Linked DNA regions of Homo sapiens: region 1 is linked to region 2. The links are chromatin loops, found by intact Hi-C in ENCODE. Cell type or tissue: PC-9. All regions are shown on one strand. Each heading gives the region's core, and the rest is flanking DNA. Links, peaks and the distances in the headings are about the cores only.

Region 1 (7,728 bases), core at 878-5,877, 260 kb after region 2:
GCTATATTCTGGGGAGTAACATATTCTAGAGCAGCAGATTTAAAACTTTCTGGACCATGACTTAGTTTAAGAATTCCATTTTACTCTGAGACTTGAGCTATATACAGATACACACACACACACACACACACACACACACACACACACACACACACACATAAATATGCCCAGTGGCCAGGCACGGTGGCTCACGCTTGTAATCCCAGCACTTTGGGAGGCCGAGGCAGGCGGATCACTTGAGGTCAGGAGTTTGAGACCAGTTTGGCCAACATGATGAAACCCCATCTCTACTAAAAATACAAAAAAATTAGCTGGGTATGGTGGCACATGCCTGTAATCCCAACTACTCAGGAGGCTGAGGTAGGAGAATTGCTTGAACCCAAGGCAGAGGTTGCAGTGAGCTGAAATCACACCACTGCACTCCAGCCTGGGTGACAGCGAGACTCCGCCTCAATAAATAAATATATATGCCCAGTGAACAAATATATCCATCATATGTTTGTGCTTTGACATTTTCTATTTCATCAAGAAGACAGTCTTTAGGTGCAAAATCCAAATCTAGAGTCTCTGTAGAGAATGTGATGGAAGCTGTAGGTCTACCCCTCATCATTTTCAAATGACTTCAGGGTCTTCCATTGTTGTGCCAAACCCCTATTAACCTCAGTAGGGAAGGCACCAGGCTCAAGAGGCCAAAGAAGAGACCCAGAGCCAGCAAATGAGACACGGGGTTTTATTAAGGGATTACATACAGGGGAGAGAGTCCAGTGGCAGCGGGCTGTGCAGGAAAACCACTGCCGCTTGCAAACAGCTTGTAGCGTATATACCATTTCACTCAACACCCTACCCCCGAGGACCTCCACCTGGCAACCTTCATCTAACCCCAAACTCAGGGCTTCAGTCCCTGCACAGCCAGTGTTCCATGGGAGAGGCTGAAGGCTCAGATGTTCCTCAAAGACAAGGAATGAATCTCTGGCTTGGCCACGCCCGGATTCCCTAGTTCAGAGCACACATTCAGGTGCGTCTGCAATACAGGGCCATCCTCAGGGTATGCTGAAGTTATTGCTCTCAGGTGCGTTTACCATACAGCATCTTCCTAATCCATCTATAGAATCCAGCTGATAATATACTTTCTTGTCCACTCTGGAAAGCACACCTCTCTGCTAGTGAAGAAGGGTGACATTAGGGTAGACTTTTTAGAAGTAGATGTGGAATTATTTTCAAAATATGCTGCTTCCCGTCTCATACACTTTCAGAATGCCTGGGACAGGGTGGGGGTTCTCAGCCCCTGGAAGAGTAGTTGAAAGCGTTTCAAGTGGATTTTCTAACCTCCCCACTGGCCCTGGGGGGTGGGCGAGACACAAACCCTCTGAAAATACCTGTAGCTGTGACCTACTTCCCTAATAGCAGCAGAGCCACCCTTAACATTTTAAAAGTGGACAAAAACCTGAGAATCTTTCTGCTATTTGTAGCAAAGTACTTGTAATATATTCCACAACCAACAGTGTGTGGTCACACCATGGCTCCTTCAACCCTTAATAAGATTTTTTTTTTTTTTTTTTGAGACGAAGTCTCGTTCTTGTCCCCTAGTCTGGAGTGCAATGGCACAGTCTCGGCTCACTGCAACCTCTGCCTCCCGGGTTCAAGCAATTCTCCTGCCTCAGCCTCCTGAGTACCTGGGATTACAGGTGCATACCACCACACCCAGCTGATTTATTTTATTTTATTTTATTTTAAGTAGAGATGGGGGTTTCACCATGTTGGCCAGGCTGGTCTCGAACTCCTGACCTCAGGTGGTTTGCCCATCTCGGCCTCCCAAAGTGCTGGGATTACAAGCATGAGCCACCACGCCCGGCCCTTAATAAGATTTTTTAGAGACCTTTCTGCATCCGCATATGTAGAGCTGAAACTTGAATCAGACTACCCAGTGTCATCTGAAGCGTCTTTGAGGGACGCCTGCAAAGCTGGTTCCACTTGACCTGGCTACATCTTCCTCATGGGTCCTCCAAACACATCCCCCAGCTACTGGCTTTCCTTTCCTCATGCCATTCCTTTTCCACCCGGGCTTCCCAACTTCCTTTCTGAACAGTTCTCACCTTCCAAGATTTCTTTCCCTGAACCCCATGGACACTGTACTGTGCAACTCTCTGCTTTCATGACTGAAATTAGGCCTACGCGTCTTAACTCCAAATGAATGGAGGGGAAGGACTAGGTCTCGTCCCTCTTTGGGTTTACCTCCATGCCCTAAGAAGAGCAGCAGCTCAATGAGAACTCCCCCTTGAAGCTCATACCCTGAGTTTAGCACCAGTGCCTTCTGTTAACCTCCCCACAGGCGTCCAGAGGTGATGTAGCAAAAAGGTTGGGGGTGCCCAGAGGTGATATAGCAAAATGGTTATCAGCACAGTTTTGGTGCTGGGTAGTCGGAATCAAGTTTCAGCTTTACATATGCAGACGCGGAAAGGTCTCTTAAAAATCTTACTAAAGTTTGAGGGGGAGAAACAAGTTACAGGACAGTGTATTTTGCTACCATTTGTGAGTGAAAGAACATGTACACACATGTTTGTTAATGCATGGAATTTCTTTGGATGAATCCAAGAGAAACTAGTAGTAGCGACTTCCTCCATGGAGAGAGAAAAGGAGATTTGCTTATTTTTCACTAGAGACCTTTTGAGTTTAGTAATGTGTGCATGTATTGTCTAGTTTAAAACTTTACATTTTAAAAATTCCAGCTTTTGGCAGCCGGGCGTGGTGGCTCATGCCTGTCAGCCCAGCATTTTGGGAGGCCGAGGTGGGCGGATCACCTGAGGTCAGGAGTTCTAGACCAGCTTGGCTAACATGGCAAAACCCCATCTTTGCTAAAAATATAAAAATTAGACGGGTGCGGTGGCGGGGGCCTGTAATCCCAGCTACTCGGGAGGCTGAAGCAGGATAATCGCTGGAACCCGGGAGGCAGATGTTGCAGTGAGCCGAGATCACCCCACTTCACTCCAGGCTAGGCGACAGAGCAAGACTCCATCTCAAAAATAATAATAATAAAATAAATAAATAAAAAATTACAGCTTTTATGCTCACTAGCTGTGTAAGTTGTAGAAAGTTATTTGATTTTCCTAATCCTCAATTTCCCATCTGTAAAATGGAGCTAAGAAACCCTATGTAACTGGATTGGGTAATGCACACAAATTATTTAGCAGACTGCCTGGCTCATTTATTGTATGAATTCATGAGATGGTAGCTATTATTATTTTGTTGGCTGACCCAGGTACTTAGAATTCTGTTTCTTGCCTTCTTATTTTAACCCAAAGCCTAGAAGCTTGGAAAACAAGGATCATTACCTTGTGTTTCTCACATGTTGTAGCATTTGGTGATCTGCGCCAGGTCAGCATCTGGTTGAGGGCAGTATAACCACGCCGCCTGTGCTAGGAGCTGACCCTTCCCTTCATTTCTTCCCCTCCATCATCCTCCCTTTCTCTTTTTACCCTTAAGGCACTCTAATCTTTGTTCCTTCCAGTGATTATTCTGTAACTTGATCCCTCAAAGACGCCTCAGATGACACTAATGAGCAGCTTAAAAAACTGGAAATTCTTGAATCAAAGCACAAGATTCTACCCAAGGTACTTAACTTCCAGTTGGTTGCTTTCACCACAGTGAGGGAGCTCTACAAGCCGTGATTCATTTCAGCTCCTGTTGCCTGAGCCTATGTAACTTTATCAGAATTATTGTGAGTCACATCAACTCTCTGCCTAATTAACTTTTTCTGCTAAAGTGGTTTTAAGATAATGTACTTGCTTTTACTTAAATCATGGGAAATAGACCTTCTAGAGGTTAGAGCTTGATGCAAAATGATTGTCAACTCTTGCTATTTAATATTTTTCTGAAATCTTTTGGTAGTCATGGCCATACCAAAGTGGATTACTTTCCAGTCTTATTCAGGAACAAGATGTATTATTCTAACTTGTAATGGGGGACAGGGAAGTGTGGAAGAATAAGATTATGCGTCAGTGTCTAATCACATTAAAACATAATAACAGCTAATATTTATTGAACACTTACTATGCACCAGACCCTGTGCCGAACATTTATTTATTCAAACACTTATTTAGTTCTTACCCTAATTCTACAAGGACTTGTCCTCATTTTACAGATGAAGAAATTAAGGGACTTGCCTGAGGAGTTAAGTGGCACAGCTTCCACCCAGAACACTGGCCACAAAGCACATCTTCTTAACCAATATCTAGATCATGGATTCAGATGCTTTTTCTGTAAAGGGCCAGGCAGTAAATATTTTAGGCTTTGTGGAAATATCTTACAGCAGAAGGCAACTATAGACAACATGTAAAAGAATGGGCATGACTCTGTTCCAATAAAACTTTGCTTATGGGCAGTAAGATGTGAATTTCACATAATTTTTTTGTCATGAAATATTATTTTTCTTTTGATTTCCCATCATTTAAAAAGGTAAAAACCATTTTTAGCTTATAGGTACAAAACAGATGCTGGACCAGACTTGGCTGCAGGCCATAGATTGCCAAGCCCTGATCTAGATCATTGAAAATAGGACAAATTATGCGAGAATGAAATGATCACTGTAAGAGGACTCCCCATCCTATTCTAGATCCTTCTGGACGTTAGCCAGGGTCTAAGTCTCACGCTGGATGTTCCTTTTTAAAGAAATCACTTTCCACTGAATCCCCCCTTCAACCTCAGAGTCAGCCTGCTCTCCTGGGTTGCTCAGCGCCTCTCCTGGACCCCTACTTAGACTGCCCCTTCCTAGGCAGTTTTCCTTCCTGCCTCTTCCCCCAGCCTCCTATCTCCTTAGAGAACTGGTATAAGCTAAAGTGCTTTTTCAAAATCTCTATTATGTGTATTTGCATTTTAAAGGAGGTTTCTGGACAGGGCAATTCAAAGATAGAACTCTGGAGCATTTAGCCTGGGAAGATGGGTGTTGTGCATTTGGGGGGTGTGGAAGAAGGAACTTTTGCGCAGAGAGATTCTTATCACTCTTACAGTCATACTGAACAGAGCCTGGGAGGCTGGCCCTGACCAAGAGCCCCAGGGCCTCCAAGACCTTTGGACTAGGCTTGGCTGTAGGTAGGGAAAGGCTATTGCTATACTGTGGGAACCCCTAGGGGCTCTTTACCTAACAGCTGTGATTAATGAGTTGAATGGAGGAGGGGATGACTTCCTTCCTTGGCCCACTCAGAGTTCCCTGGAGGTGACAGCCACTCCAGGCACTCATCTCTGTGGCAGGCACCCCGTGGGAAGAGGTTGCATCAGCTCCAAGGTCTTTTCAGTTGTATCAGGTGGTCCTTAAGAACTGTATGTGGTTGAGACTCTGAACTCCCGGACACAGCAGAGAAGCAGAAAGTTGCCTTCTCAAAGGGGCACGTGTTCCCTGAGCTGTTTTATATCCCTGAGCTTTCCTGTGTCTTATGATTGTTTTCCCTCTGCCCCCTCCCCAAATATCCATTACGGACACTTAATCTTGTGTTAATTATGTATATGTTTCTGAGCCTACCAAATTCATCTGCATGTAGAAGTTTACTTTTATCCCATGTCATAGTTGTGGGGGCCAAGGCTCTTGGTCCTGTAAAGGTTTGCTGAAAATCACTGAGATGAGGCAGGTTGATTAATTGGAGAAAAGGCATATACGCTTATTTAACGTGCATTCACAGGAGCCTTCAGCATGAAGACTCAAAGATACAGGGGAAATTGTCCATTTTTATGCTTAGGTTCAACAAAATATGGACAGCCATATGGGAATATGATTGGAGGAAAAGCATAGATCTAAGTCTAATAGAATGAGTGGGGAAGCCCAGCAAGAGCTGCCTGTCTAGATTCTCCCTGGCCTCTCTGAGCGCACATTTCTTCCTTCTGGGTGTGGGGCAGGACCCTCTCTGGAATGGGGGTCTTATGACCTACTATCAAACAGGGTAGGTCAGATTATTTATTTATGGCCAGTTTTAATTTTTATTATTTATTTATTTGAAACAGAGCCTTGCTCTATTGCCCGGCCTGGAGTGCAGTGGTACGATCTCAGCTCACTGCAACCTCCGCCTCCCGGGTTGAAGCAATTCTTCTGCCTCAACCTCTTCAGTAGCTGGGACTACAGGCGTGAGGCACAACGCCTGGCTAATTTTTGTATTTTTAGTAGAGATGGGGTTTCACCATGTTGGCCAGGCTGGTCTTGAACTCCTGACCTCAAGTGATCCTCCCGCCTTGGCCTCCCAAAGTGCTGGGATCACAGGCATGAGCCACCGTGCCCAGCCCATATGGCCAGTTTTTATACAGATAGGGTGGAGGGAAAGTTAAACTAATATTTTTAGGTTTTATGGCTGGCTTTGGAAAAGGCTTCTGGTTTCTATGGCTAGCCTCCGAGGAGAATGGGACTGAGAGACAGGAGGGCAAGAGAAGGTCAGAGAAAATCATTTGCTTCTGAGGCTGCTGCTGAGGGCTTCATTTTGGGGTGTTGTTTTCTGAGCCCCAGCACAGTCTTTCTGGGAAGGTGGGAGGGTACCTGACTCCTTTTATTGTAGATCCAGCTAAGACTCCATGGCTGTCCAGAGCTTTCTCTGTGGTTTTCTCATGGTAACTGCAAATGGTGAAAGGAGGATATTTGGCAGGACTGTGCTCAAGGAATAGCAAGATAGAAGAAATGCCTGACCACTGTCCTCCCAGAGGTAGAATATTCCCAGGGAAATGCCTTTCTTTGTCAAAGTCTCTTTTCTTTTCTTTTCTTTTCTTTCCCTCCTTTCCTTCCTTCCTTCCTTTCTTTCTTTCGCCAGCTAAGTATATGCATGTACTTTTGGACCTGGAGAACAATAGAATGTACTGTTGTATTTTTATTCTCTTTGATTTTTTAAATTCCAGAATTTTCCTTTTCCTTTTTTGGGGAAGAAAAAAAGTAAAATAAATAAACTGTGATGATTTGACATTTCCCTGTAGCTTCAGAAAGGAAATTTATATAATACATATCTGTCTTTGGCTGTTTTCTCCCTCCAAGGTCAAGTTTGGTTTTTAGATGTGGCTTATAATACTTTATATTGTTAGAGGGTTTGAAACTCATCAATATTTGAACAACATCCTGAATTGGATGGTATGTGGGTTGTGTTATATTTGGCCTCTGTGTCTGCCTCAGAGGTGGGGGTTTTAGGATGGATTGATTAACACAGAATGTTAAGCCTAATAATGAAATTGTGGATGGTTCTGAGCTTGGAGCTGTCTATTCAGACTTTCTGCCACTGAACAGTGTGGTGGCTCCATTCACCCCATGCTGCTTTTTCTAGACTCGTCTTCACTTACTACTCACAGATTCCAATTTCTATTCTTGCCTGAACAGAGGAAGGGAGCCTTGAATACACAGGCAGGATTAGGCACATGAGTGGATAACCCACTTACAGTAGCCCACTTCCAGACAGCCCAAATTCTAGAAGAGCATCTAAAGAGGGATGGGTATTATTTCAATTTATTTCCATTTAATTCTCTGCATCCTTGGTCTAAGCACAGCTGTGTCACTGTGGTGATGTCCCTTGCCTATTGGGGATGATGATGGGAGCTGGGATGGCATATGGTAATAACAGATACCATTTATTATTGAGCATCGACAGCAGAACTAAGAAGATGTATGTGGGTTATCTCTTTAGTCCTCACAGTAACTCTGCAAGGTGGCATTTTCTTCATGCGGCAGATGGGAAAACCGAGGCTAAGAAGGATTACTCAACTTGCCCCAAACCA
Region 2 (7,728 bases), core at 1,092-6,091:
GTCAGTTTCCGAATATCAAAAGCATGCTTTCCTAGAGGAAGTCCAAAATATTACCATGGGTCAGCATAAGCATATCTTAGACATATTAATATTAACCTTAGGGGCTGCTCATCCAAAATGGCAACACATCCCTCCCTGCCGGCTCTCCCCATAGTGCCCCATCTCCTCCCTCAGTGGTGGGGTCCTCATGGTTTGTGCAACTCTCTGGGGCCCACTTCGGCCTGTCCTACTCAGGATATTCCCTGCCAAAGAAGTGATGGATATATCATCGCTAAGGTGTCAATAACTGGAGTTGCCTAGAAGCTGCTGTTATACCTAGTATGAAGCATGTGCATTTGGGAAGGGGAAAATCAGTTATCCTAAAGGGATGAATCTCTAAAAGTAGAATGCAGCCATCATGATCCAGGAGAGCAGGGGAGATATGCACGCATGCACACATACATTCAAAAGGGGTTTCAGCCCACACTTCAGGTCACATCACACAGGGAGGAACAGTCTAGTTACACCAAGTGAGCCCTGTGCCAAGGAAAGAGCCCAGTGCCCTTATGGAGGAGGGAGCAGGCGCTTGGGCAAGAATGTCCGACTCCATGAAAGGGACTGTGTGCAGCTGGAGCAAATGCTCACTCATACACCCCACAAGATGAGTTCAGCAAGGCTGAGGCAAGCATCCTGAGTAGTGTAGAAAAATCAAACAGCTCACTCTGGACATTCGAATATAAAAAGAATAAAAATGCCTAGCTCCACAAAAGACACTGTCTGAAATGCGCTTCCTGTCACAGCCACCTGCCTTTCCATTTGGAGTCTGGGTTCTGTCTCATTAAACAGAAGAGTTGATTCAGTTGGGTCCATCTAATTATTCTTATTAAAATATGTAACCATAATATTTTAATTGTAAATTAAAGTTGCATGCATGAATGACTCTGAATTCATTTTAATTTCACAATGGCCCAATGCCAAGGCCTTTTTATGGAGAAGATCCATCAGCTCGGATACTGCTCTCCTGGGAATTCAAACCAATGTGCAAATGGAACATGCTTAACTAACAAGGGAGATTCTCACTCCCTTTTCTCCTCTTTCTAGATTTATTACAGTCATAAAGCTGTTTTAACAAGAGAGACTACATTTGATTCCTCACCCCCAAAATGTAAAAAAAAAAAAAAAATTACTAAATTTTAAGGTCAGTACTACCATTTAGACAGAACCAAGATGTCACTCCCAGGCTGTATGAATCTTGTTACGAGGATGGTAAATAAATCTCAATTCACGTGCCAACCTCATGATTAATTAGTAATGTTTGCTGTGGGTACTGAGAGAAAAGTGCTTCCATACTCACTGTACCCTTGGTCTAGATTCCAAAACAATCAGTCATACTGCATTTGGTCCTTACATATTCGATTAGGTGGAACCTGAATTACTTTCCACTAAACAACCAGACACTAGGATATGAAAGGCTTGACCTAAACCTTCTCTATTTCTAACTGGCATTGACTACAGGGTGCTGTTGAGGAGCTGATTAGATAAAAATATCTTTTATAGTTAAAGGTTTAGAAAGCTTCTTCTTGACTTCTAAGCCAATGCCTGAAGGATAAGTAGAAGTTAGCCAGTCAACACAGTACAAAGGCTAGGGGAAGAGATTATTCCAGGCAGTGGAAAAAAACATCTGTAAAAGTCCATGGGGGTCAGAGTGCATGGAGCATTCAAGGCTCTAAAATAAGCTCTGAAATAAGGAACAAGAAGTGCACTGGAGTGGTAGGTGGGGCACAGGAAAGAAGTCTGGAGAAAGAAGGAGGTTTGGATCCTGCAGAGTGCTAGAGACCACGTGCAGGTGTTTTGACTTTGTTCTAAGGGCAATGGATTTGACGCCAGGCGATCATTCCAGCTACACCAAGTGACTCTGCACACTGCCACACATGGGTGCTGGGAGGATAACTCCGCCCATGGCTCCTTTGGGAGGACGACCAGAAGCTCTGTCCTTGGACCCCACCTGACTGCCCATGCGTCCAGCTCTTGCTTTGGCTGGTTCTCGTTTGTGTTCTTTCTCTATAAAAAGCAGCGTCTGTGAGGATAATAGCTCTGAGTTCTGTGAGTTTTTCTTGTGAATTATTAAACTTGAAGGTGGTTCAGGAAAGCCCCAAGCTTGCAATTGGTGTTGAAGACAAGGGCAGTCCTGTGGGAACTATGCCCTTAACCTTGCAGTTTCATTAACTTCATGGGCGGGTATTTCCCGGAACAAGCAGCTTGGTCTCAGGATTACTTAAAATGAGATGGAAAAAAGCATGCCTGGTATAGGTATTGTGGAAGGTCACCTCTAGGGGTGGAAGTGAGGGGGACTGACTGGAAAAGGGCACACGGTACCTTCTGGGGAGCCAGAAACATCTATACTTTGATCTGAGTGGTAGTTACACAGGTATATAAAAATCCATTTAGGCCATGATCAGTGGCTCATGTCTGCAATCCCAGCTCTTTGGGAGGCTGAGGCAGGAGGACTGCTTGAAGCCAGAAGTTCGAGACCAATCTAGGCAACAAAGAGAGACCCTGTCTCTACTAAAACAAAAAGACAAAAATCCATTGAGCTACATACATAAGATTGGAACACTTTATGCATTTTACTATACATATTATAGCCCAATTTTTTTGTTTTTTGTGGGTTTTTTCTGAGACAGAGTCTCGCTTTGTCACCCAGGCTGGAGTGCAGTGGCATGATCTCAGCCCACTGCAACCTCCACCTCCCAGGTTCAAGAGATTCTTGTGCCTCAGCCTCCCAAGTAGCTGGAACTACAGACGCATGCCACTACGCCCAGCTAATTTTGGTATTTTTAGTAGAGATGGGGTTTCCCCATGTTGGACAGGCTGGTCTCGAACTCCTGACCTCAAGTAATCCAACCACCTCGGTCTCCCAAAGTGCTGGGATTACAGGCATGAGTCATGGTGCCCAGCCAATTATTTTGGTTTTTGGTTTTTCGTTTGAGACAGGGTCTTGCTCTGTCGCCGGGGCTGAAGTGTGGTGGCGTAATCTTGGCTCACTGCAACCTCTGGCTCCCAGGCTCAAGCAATCCTCCCACCTCAGCCTCCTGAGTACATAGGACCACAGGCACAGGCCACCATGCCCGTCTAGCCCAATTTTTAAAAGTTAAAAAACAAACCAAAACACTGCCTTTGAAAATGGGGAAGCCCAGCCTAGAGTTAAGGGATGCAAGCAAGGCTGGACTGCTGAGAAGAACCTGAAGCCAAAGATAGGGCTGAAATTAAAGATGTGAGAGCTAGCAAAGGACTTTCTGGAAAGATTCTCTGAAATAAATGGTTTCATGCTTTCCACTTGTGCAGGGTGAGCTGGGACCATGTGACTGTGTGAATGTGTGACTCGTGTGCATGTGTGTGCACGTGTGTGTGCACACTCCCTAGACAGGCCCCTGTGCTGCTTCTCCACTTCATCAGCCTCACCAAGTGATGATGTGCACTGCACCACAGCAGGCAGGGCAATGCGTACTGCCAAAGGAGGGACACTCAGCCGGGGCTGGCATGAGGGCTGTCCTACGCTCCTCCCAGTCAGGGAGAGGCTCAGGGGGCGGGCATGGAGGCCTGGGAAGCCAGGCTGCAGGCAGAAGGGCCAGTTTTGCCAGTGTTGTATGAAACCAAGCCCAGGCAACAAGTGGGGCAAACCTGAAACTAATGGCAGAAATTCCCCTGGGCTGCTACCTGAAGGAAGGAGAATTCAGGGATGAGTCAATGGAGTAAAAAAGCAGGAAGGCAGACTGGATGGATACTGCTCCAAGCCAAGGGGTGGGAGGCAGAGCCTGGGAGAATTCTGAGTCACGAGCTGTGGGTGGGAATGTGCTCCACAGCTGAGTCACTGGAACCCAAAATGAAGGCTATGCAGGCACCAATGGTGGGAGTAGAGGAGCAGGTACAGGAGGGTGGGCCTTTGGTCTTTCATGAAACCTCCTCAAGCAACCCATGGGTTTATGGTTCGCAAATGAAGAACTAACCTGTGTGAATCAAAATAAGTGGGTTATTTATTTTTGGATTTGTGATGACATACCTCTTTCTGTTGTTCCGGAAACATCTTCAGCACAGGACACGATCAATCTGAAAAATAAGATATCCACACTGGGTCATTTGGAACCTCCAAACTGGAGTGGATACACCACTCATGGCCTCCCACCCAAATCCCCTGACAGAGCCCCCCCCGCCCCACAGTCCCTGACATGTGAGCCTCTGCTCCTCCCACGCTGCCCTCTCCTGCTGGCAGGACCAAGGTGAACATCAGTCCACACCAGGGGTTAGGAGTCTGGACCCCAAAGAGTCCAAGGCAGCTGGATGATGACAGACCTTCAAACCGCAAGGCCAGCCAGTCAGGCTGGGGCTGGAGCCTTAGTGAATTGGCGAGGAAGCTGGAGATGCCGGGGAGCAGAAGCCATGTGCGGGGGGATGCTGGCTGGAAAAGACGCGCAGAGAGATCCACCACCAGAGGCAGCCCTGACGCTTTTACCGGAAACTCAAACCTTCTGGGATCAGGCCCTTCCTGTGACACTTATATTACTCCAGAGGTCACATAAGAGATGGTGTGGCCCTCAGCGGGATAAAGCCAGGACCTTGACTCTGACCTTCTGAGCAGTGCAGCCAGCCTGTTGTTTGATTCCAGGCCCTGCATGTCTCTGGGGTTGTCAATTGTTCTTTAAACCCACTTGGTATGTAAGCTCATTAGATTTAACACCTGCTCCCTGCCAAAAACAAAAAGCAAATTTAAATTCCCTGCCTATATCCACACATATGTATTCTTACAACTGAGGGTGACTATGACTGCAGGTCTACTATTTGCCTTCACTTTGATAATATCAGTATGTGTCTGAGCCCACTTTCCGGGTCCCTATTATCCCCCACACGTATTCCCAGAGTCTCTATACTCATGTCACTGGCACCATAGGGAACACAGGGAAGCAGGAACACAGGCTCCGCTTCCAGGGCCGTGTGGAGGTGCAGACGAGAGACCCCACAGGGCCTCTGGAAGGGGCAAGCGAGCTGCACCCGAGCAGCAGCAGGAAGCTTTCCAAGAGGAAGGGAGTCCCTCTCCCCTGGAGCAGTCAGAGGACCCATGGAGAGGGAATGGGAGAGCAGGGGATCGCAGTGTTCAAGGAAAAAAAGCAGGACCTCCAGGGGAGCGGAGGAGCAACAACAACACCCACAGAGCCTGGTGAAAAGCGTGCCCTATGGTCCAGAGATCGTGACCAGGCCAGATCAGCTGGGGGACAGGGTTCTCAGAGGGTGTAGTGGGGTGGAATTGTGGCTGCCATAAAGATAGGTCCATGTCCTGATCCACAGAACCTGTGAATGTGACTTTATTTGAAAAAAGAGTCTTTGGAGACATAATTAAGAATCTCAAGATAAAATCATCCTGGATGACTGGAGTGAACCCTAAATCTGATGGCAAGTGCCCATATAAGAGAAAGAGAGGAGAACACAGAGAAGAACATGTGAAGACGAAGACGGAGGAGGGGGAGGGATGCAGCCCCCAGCCATGGAGCCCCTGGGGCTGGAAGAAGCAAGGCGGGGATTCTGCCCTAGGGCCTCTGCAGGGGAGCAGGGCTCTGCTGCCACCTGGATTTTGGACTTCCAGCATCCCAAATTGTAACAGAATAAATTTCTGCTGTTCTAAATATCAAGCTTGTGGTAACTTATTGCCGCAGCTATAAGAAGCTAGTCAAGAGGGGACCAGTCGAGATTAGGTTGGAAAGACAGACTGGGGTTGGAACTGGAGATTCCGTTCAGTCACTCTTTGTGGAGCTCCTGCTATGTGCCATGGGCTGAGGTGCAAGCAGGACACACGGTGGAGTACACAGCAGGCTCAGAGCTTTGGAGGCGACTTCCTAATTATAATGTGGAACTGATAGGAAAGGACACCGTGTGATAGGAATGGAAAAACACACAACAGGGATAAACCTGGAGGACACAGGCCAAATGAAATAAGCCAGTCACAAAAAGACAGACACCGTATGATTCCACTTGTATGAAGTACCAAGAGCAGTCACATTCAGAGGCAGAGGCCAGGTGGTGGCTCACACCTGTAATCCTAGCACTTTGGGAGGCCAAGGCAAGCAGATTACCTGAGGTCAGGAGTTAGAGACCAGCCTGGCCAACAGGGCAAAACCCCAACTCTACCAAAAACAAAAACTTATCCGGGAGTCATGGCACGCCCGTGGTCTCAGCTACTCAGGAGGCTGAGGTAGGAGGATCACTTGAGCCTGGGAAGCAAAAGTTGCAGTGAGCTGAGACTGTGCTACTGCACTCCAGCTTGAGTGAGAGACCTCATCTCAAAAAAAAAAAAAAAAAAAATTCAGAGACAGAAAGTAGAATGGTGGCTGCCAAGTATGGGAGGGAGAGGGGGTGGGGGGCAGCTGAGTGGGTACAGAGTTTCAGTTGTGCAAGATGAAAAGAGTTCAGGAGATCAACGGCACAACAATGTGAACATCCTTCACACCACTGAACTGTACACCTAGAAATGGATCAGATGGTACATTTTAGGTTGTGTGTTTTTTACCATTTAAAACAAAACTTTAAAGAATGGAGGGACTAAGTGGGGGTGGAGAGGGTTTACTGAGAAAATGGCACTTCCGCTGAGGCCTAAAGGATGGTGTGAGATAGCCAGGAAAGCAAAAGGAAAAAGGCCCTCTACACAGAAGGCCTGGGTCATGCCAAGGGGAGGAGGCCAGGAGGAGGAGCGGCTCAAGTCCGGTTATCATGGGATTCCTGCACCAGAGCCAAGTTAGCCGGTGGGTTCCACCATCTCAGGATCTGCCCATGCTCCCCACACACATCACGTGCTCCACACGGCTGAACCTCTACCCTCATACTTTCACCCTTTCCAGGCACCAGCAAACTCTGCCAGGATTCTGCACAGAAATCACTTCCCGGGCTCTCTGCCCCATTACACAACCGCGTGCTGTGCAGTCCCCTGGTGCCATTAACTTCGCTTGCATCATGATGTTTAGATACCCTCTGTCTCTCCCATTTGACTGAATTTCTCCACCAGGGCATAGCTGTGTTTCCTTGTGTAATTAAACTTCACAACTGTCCTGTGAGGATTTGAATATCCCCACTTCACAAGAAAGCGGAAGGTCAGAGGGGTTAAGGGGTTAAGTTGCCCAAGGTCACACTATGAAAGAGTGCAAGTGCTCAAGTTCCACTGCAACCAAAGCCAGTCTGCTTCCCTAGGGTGGCCTTCCAATGCCACAGGCTGCCTCCATGACTCTGTAATGTGAACAAATGGTTCAAAGTTGGGGTCTTAAATTTCCCCAAAGGGCTTGAGCTTTTCCCAGCCAGGCAGAACTCTGCAGTTCTATCTAATAGGAGTCTGATAATTGGCCACCTTAAGATGCTACAGACCAAGTCCAACTATGAAGTAGGAAACTGGCCCCGGGGGCTCACACCTGTAATCTCAGCACTTTGGGAGGTTGAGGCGGGCAGATCACTTAGGAGTTCAAGACCAGCCTGGATAACATGGCGAAACCCCATCTCTACAAAAAATACAAAAATTAGCTGGGCATGATAGCATGCGCCTGTGGTCCCAGCTACTACTTGGGAGGCTGAGGTGGGAGGACTGCTTGAGCCTGGGAGGTCAACGCTGCGGTGAGCCATGATCATGCCACTGCACTCCAGCCTGGGTTACAGTGAGACCCTGTCTCAAAATATAAAAAAGAAAATAAAAAAGAAAATAGGAAACTTGGGAAAGTT

Evidence for each region. A loop is a pair of places that touch in the nucleus more often than their neighbours do. Peaks named below come from ENCODE experiments on the same cell type or tissue, not always from the same donor. Only the 100,000 strongest peaks of a DNase experiment are listed, where the experiment ranks them.
Region 1: it touches region 2 in a loop (4-fold over the local background); 5 of 110 quality-filtered maps call a loop at or near these places.

What each region holds. Positions count from the first base shown.
Region 1 is chr7:26,079,237-26,086,964 of GRCh38, reverse strand. The region is part of intron 1 of LOC105375199 (a long non-coding RNA gene); the gene reads left to right. Among named protein-coding and RNA genes, the nearest start is that of NFE2L3, 69 kb to the left of the region's middle. In PC-9, for the core only: no CTCF peak of the experiment used is centred there; DNase peaks (open chromatin) are centred at 3,564 and 5,084; H3K4me3 peaks cover 703 bases; H3K27ac peaks cover 3,535 bases.
Region 2 is chr7:26,342,778-26,350,505 of GRCh38, reverse strand. It overlaps SNX10 (sorting nexin 10), which reads right to left. Exons shown (of 7, transcript NM_013322.3): 2 at 4,040-4,086. The coding sequence starts at 4,063. Among named protein-coding and RNA genes, the nearest start is that of LINC02981, 52 kb to the left of the region's middle. RefSeq lists enhancers at 1,896-2,045, 3,972-4,899. In PC-9, for the core only: no CTCF peak of the experiment used is centred there; DNase peaks (open chromatin) are centred at 1,325 and 3,655; H3K27ac peaks cover 3,439 bases.